2 separate regions of the Mus musculus genome follow, and region 1 is linked to region 2. The links are chromatin contacts, found by Hi-C in ENCODE. All regions are on one chromosome and are shown on one strand. Each heading gives the region's core, a stretch centred on a gene start or an enhancer-like site at or near the end of the contact. The rest is flanking DNA. Distances are from core to core; before and after follow the strand shown.

The links. A loop is a pair of places that touch in the nucleus more often than their neighbours do.
Region 1: a loop to region 2 is called in a map of gastrocnemius, with 10 times the contacts of the local background. The contact joins the enhancer-like site here to the promoter of Adora2a in region 2. A Hi-C loop is called at or near these places in 27 of 37 maps with a recorded cell type or tissue (Patski, T-helper 1 cell, T-helper 17 cell and 8 more).

What each region holds. Positions count from the first base shown.
Region 1 is chr10:75,438,019-75,440,718 of GRCm38, forward strand. Upb1 (ureidopropionase, beta) reads left to right here. Exons shown (of 10, transcript NM_133995.4): 9 at 39-193; 10 at 1,836-2,700. The coding sequence ends at 1,946. Among named protein-coding and RNA genes, the nearest start is that of 4933407G14Rik, 10 kb to the right of the region's middle. Within about 2 kb of position 1,399, at least 2 of the 3 ENCODE cell types and tissues checked have a DNase peak (open chromatin) inside an H3K27ac peak, as active enhancers do; they include gastrocnemius and heart, where a contact is called at or near this core.
Region 2 is chr10:75,315,334-75,318,244 of GRCm38, forward strand. It overlaps Adora2a (adenosine A2a receptor), which reads left to right and starts at 1,544. Exons shown (of 3, transcript NM_009630.3): 1 at 1,544-1,814.

The sequences.
Region 1 (2,700 bases), core at 149-2,648, 120 kb after region 2:
AGCCCACCCTCATGACTCCTTCCCTTTGCCCCTTAAAGCTCACCATGACCTCGGCTACTTCTATGGTTCGAGCTATGTGGCAGCTCCCGATGGCAGCCGGACCCCCGGCCTCTCCCGTAATCAGGATGGGCTGCTGGTCACGGAGCTCAACCTCAATCTCTGCCAGCAGATCAATGATTTCTGGACTTTCAAGGTAGGTACTCGTGTCCCCTTCCGTTGCCCCGATACCCTGCCCAGTCTGCGGCTTCGGGAACTTCAGTGGACAGGTTTGCTCCAGCAGGCAGTTGGGGAAAGGCACCAACTCCCCCACTCCGCAGCTGAGTAGAGAGCTAAGACTCTGCTGGCTGTGGGGAGGAAGCACTGGGTGGCATGATGCGCAAGCAGAAGGTCTCAATAAATTCTCCCTTCATTGGATTTAGATTCTAGGTGCCTTTGTCCAAATTAATCTCAATTTCATTTGTCTAGAGAATACAGCCGGTTGGCTTCTGTGATCTGTTTTTTTTTCCCCCCTTTCCAGGCATTTGCACTTGTCACAAGATAAATGTGCATGTCTGGCTCAGCCTGCCACCAGGCTCCACCGTCTAGGCATTGAAACAATAGTGGGAATCGGGTCACGTGGGAAAACTGGAGCTTTGCCTGGCTCCCACTCCACCCTCCTCAGTTCCTTTGGTGCAAGCATCTTCTGTCCCTAGGACTTAAGACACAGTTTTAAAATCTGCCTGTGGGGTCAGCAGTCTAGGAGTGCAGGTGCCTGCCATGCTGAGATGGGACAGTGGTAGCCAAGGCCCCCTGGAAGGGCTCCTGACTGCAAAGAAAAAGCCCCAGTGTGGACTCTAAACTCTAGTCCCCGACTTCATCTGAGTGTGAAGTTGTTTTGTTTTTTGTTTTTTTGTTTTTTTTTAAGTTTTTTTAAGACATATTTATTTATTATATGTAAGTACACTGTAGCTATCTTCAGACATTCCAGAAAAGGGCGTCAGATCTCATTACAGATGGTTGTGAGCCACCATGTGGTTGCTGGGATTTGAACTCAGGACCTTTAGAAGAGGAATCAGTGCTCTTACCGCTGAGCCATCTCTCCAGCCTCTGAGTGAGAGTTCTTGATCATTTTCCAGAGGCCCAGATTCTTATTGGATAAACAAGACTCTGCTCATGAAATCTCCTGATTTCCCTGTCATTTTCTTGGGCCAATGGGGTTAAATTAGGATTCCCTCTCAGAACTTAGAGCCAAGAACTCAGCAGACTCTTTTGCCATGCATCTCCCGGAGCAACAAGCAGAGTGGTTTCTCATTAGACCCTTTCTCAGACCAAAAGCCTTTCCCGTGGTGATGCATGTGAGCTCATTTCCAGGCTGCTGGGAGGGGCTGGCACAGGAGAGGGTGTGAGGGAGAGCCTATCTGGGGGTGCGCAGCTTTTGTAGAGCTCCCAGCTTTCCACCCCAGGTCTCCATCTGTGTCTATAACAAGTTGCTACACAGAGCAGAGAGAGTTCCGATTCCATTCAGTTCCTAGCTGGTATACACTCCTCTTCTCCATCCTGTCCTAAGTCAGACCACATCTCCCCGATTGAGAGGTGAAGGTCAACTGGGATGGACTGTGTGAACATCACGAACTCTGGAACATCACTGGAATTAGTGTTGAGGTCATCACACAGCCATTCTTTGTCTCAAATAGCCCTGTCAATCAGCATGGTGGATGCATTTCTGTCCTGTGGCTGCCCCCTAGTGGCCAGAAGTGGCAGCGAATAGGTTTTGGGGGGTTTTTGTTGTTGTTGTTGTTGTTGTTTTGTTTTGTTTTGTTTTAAAATCTTCCCAAGCCTATGTGTTTCGATTTCAGATGACGGGACGACTTGAGATGTATGCCCGGGAACTTGCCGAAGCGGTCAAACCCAACTACAGTCCCAACATTGTGAAGGAAGACCTGGTACTAGCCCCTAGCTCGGGTTAGGTTTGGGGACATATCCGGCCCCAGTGGATAAGTTTTAAAATGTATACAAGGCGGAGTTTTTAATACTCAGGCAGGAGGAGGGTAGAATAGGCACTTAACTGCGTATGTGTGATAATTGTTAATGATGAATATGAGAACTTTCTTCTGGGGACTTGGAAATGTTTGGGGATTCAAAAGATGATTCAACATCATTGAAATTTTATTAAATGTGACTGGATCGGTATACTTCAAAAGTGTTTTGTGTAGTGTAGATTCTACCCCAGGATAAGATGCTGTAGGATCATATTAAGGCCATGGAAAGGAGCTGGTCCGGAGGAGAATGGGATGTGGTAATACCTGGGCGTGGGCAGCTTTGATAGACTTCCCAGCTTCCCACCCTGGTCTCCATTTGTGTCTATAATGAGATGCTACGTGGACCAGGCCGACCTTCTCTGCTCCTCTACCTGGTGTCCTGTTCCTCAGCTCCATTCCGACCCCATCTCAAGGTTCCATCAGCTCCTCAAGGGGCAATCTGGGAAACTGTGTACTAGCAGGAAGACAGTAAGAGCAGATGAGAGTCACAGAGACCATAGCATCTCTGTGAGCAGATGGACTGTTCATAGGATAAGCTGAGTCAACTTAGCTATGGCCCAATTATTCAGGCAGGCACAAACCTAGGTGTCTTAGTTAGGACTTTACTGAACAGACACCATTACCAAAGCAAAATTATAAGGACGATATTTAATTGGGGCTGCTTACGGGTTCAGAGGTTCAG
Region 2 (2,911 bases), core at 294-2,793:
TCACCCTCTGGCCCCGTGCTTCTCAAACTTCCTAATGCTGCAAACATTTAATAGAGTTCCTCGTGTTGTAGTGACACCCAACCACAAAATTCTCTTCTCTCTCTCTCTCTCTCTCTCTCTCTCTCTCTCCCTCCCTCCCTCTCCCTCTCTCCCTTTTCCTCTCTCCCTCTCTCCCTCTCTCTCTTTCTTCCCTGCTTTGTAACAGTAATTTCCTGCTAGTATAAATCATAATATAAGTATTTTTGGAGATACAGGTTTGCCAAAGGGATTGTGACTCACAGGTTGAGAACCACTGCTCTAGGAGGGTCCCCCTGGAGAAAGGTGCTGGGCCCTGGAATTGGAATGGTTGAGAGAGAGGAGGGATCCCCAGAACTGGCCAAGAGTTGGTCTCTACTTCATGAGTCCCCATATCCCCTTCAATGGGGCATTTTTAAGATAGTCATCCCAGGACACGAGTCTTGACAGGAATGGGCAGGATAGTATTGCTCCCCCAAGAGAACTCAGGAACAAACACGCAGAGTCCAGTTTGAGAATAGACCCTAGCTTGATCGTGTCTCATCCTTACCCCTGCAAGGCACATGGCGACGCACGCCAGTGTCAGGGCAGCCCTTGGCACTGGTCCTGCTTGGTGATGGTTTTAGGCTTCTTAACTGAAGCTGAGATGGCAGTGCTCCAGTCTTCTGTGCTCCCTCCAGAGGATCTCAGGTTTAAAGCAAATTGCACGAAGGTCCCTACTCTAACCAGATCTGTAGACACAGGCACACCCTCTACCCCACAGATGCTGTAACACTGCGAGGGTGGGCTCATCAAATGGAAATAAAAGGTCAGACTTTGGAAGAATGAGCCTGAGAGATGGGGTGGGGGGCGTCCAAGTCAAGTCCTGGTAGATGACAATCACCATTTCAAAGGCAGACATTGGCACCTGCACTCACTATGTGCCTACTTCTGAAGAGATATTCCTTCCCATCCTGACTGCAGCCCCCCGGGGGTCTAGCCTGGCTCTCAGCAAGCCTCCCCTCATACTTTCCTCTAACCAGACAGCCTGTGGGTTGCAAAGGTTCTAGAAGACAAGGTTCCAGAAAGGCTGTGGCCTTGTGTGAAGGGCTTGCCCTGTTGTGAACAGATTGAGATTTGCAAATCCTTCCAGAAAGACAAGATTCCACTTTGGGTCCAGCTGCCTCCAGTCGTGAGAGGAGGAGATTCCCAGCCCAGAAGTCTGAGAGTCCTAGTTAGGCTGTGGTGCAGATGCACTCCCTCCTTGCTCAGTAGTTCAGAGAAGTAAAGATGTGGGGGAGGAGTCACGGTTCACAGGCATCAGAGATGTAAGAACTGTAAAGGACCAACCCCCCTCCGCCCCCAGCCCCGGCCTAGGGTCGGGTGTGAAGCAGCTTGGGTCATAACAGCATCAGGGCAGCTTAGCTCCGATAAAGGGCAAAACTGGGAGGACCAGAGTGGCATAGACAGCCTAATGCCTTGTGGAGGAGCCACCGGAGAGGGGTGGGGCGCCAAGGCTTCATGGGTGGGGGCACTCGGGTGGGGGTGGGAGTGGCGCTGGAGGAGGCGGTCAGGACGCGTGGACCTGAAGCGCCCACGTTGGGGCGAAGGGTGCTTTGCTGCCGGACCCATCACCACCTCGCCCTTCCAGAGACAGTTTCCCCTGGTTCCCGCCTCGAGGCCTCGGTTTCCCCCAGCAGCGGGGCGGGGCGGGAGCAGCGCTGGTTTCGAAGTCGCCTGCAGGGTGCGCCCATGAGCGGCGCGGCCGGAGCTGGAGCCCGAGCGGTCGCTGAGACGGTGGGAGCCAGAGCAAGAGGCAGGTCAGCGGGGGTCCTGGGTCCCGGGGACCCTGGGGGTTTTCGGGTGGGCATCTTGGCGGTTGTGGCCGTCGGAGGCTGCGGAGCCTGGAGGTCTGAGCGAACCAGGGTCCTCCCGCCCCTCGGAGCGCCCGCCGCTCCCTCCGACCCTTCTTCCTTCCTGCTGTCGGGAGGGGAGTTCGCGGGTGCCGAGGTCCGAGCCTGCCCTGGCCACTTCGGGAGCGGTAGCAGCCCGGGTCCTCGGCGCGGTCACATCTCAAGTGTGGTGCCATCGGGGCGGTCCTCGGCGACCGGAAAGTGCTCAAGGGCAGCTAGGGAGGAAGGGGCTCGAGTAAGGCAGGGTAGCGGGATGCCTTACAGTCGTCTAGACCCGCCGGCGACACGAGCTGCTACAGCCGTCGATTTGTCGCCGCGCGGAGGGGACTGAACCTGCAAGCACACAAGTCCCTTTAGGGCGCGTCCCTACCAAAGCTAGGCTGCGGACGTCGAGGCGCGGCCGGAGGTAGGCGGGTCAGACTCTCGGGTTGGGGGTTCAAGCGGGCACCGGCTGCTTCGGGGAAGGCACGGCAAGAGCAGGGGAGTTTGGAACCCGGGGGAGGGGAGCATCCTGTTGACTGTGGTGGCGGGAACTTAGGGCACTGCGGAGAGTCCAGTGGACAACAGGGTGGGTGCCTGGGGGTGCCCAAAGCAGGGGTGCAAATGGCGGGAACGGTAACAACTCTCAAGGGTTTGGCAGAGGATGGGCACTGCCTTTGGAACCTTTAGACTAATCTTGCCCGCCCATGTAATGGGAGGAGCAGGAATTCACAGTGGACCAGAGAGACAGATGCAGCAGCCAGACAATCGCCAGGACTCCTTCTCCCCAGAATGGCTCAGGAGGGATTTGAATCCCTCTCCTTACCCAACCATAGACTGCACTTTGCCTCCCTGAGATGAGAGCCTGTTCTCTGTCCTTCTACCTGGGACTCTGTGCTGGTTGCCCGATCTCTGCCTCTACTGCCCAGCTCCTCCTCTACTCCCAGACCTCGTGGGCTTTCAGGAGGTTGCTCACAACCAACCAAGGATGTCCTAGGTGCCAGGACCCTTAAGACGATGATGGA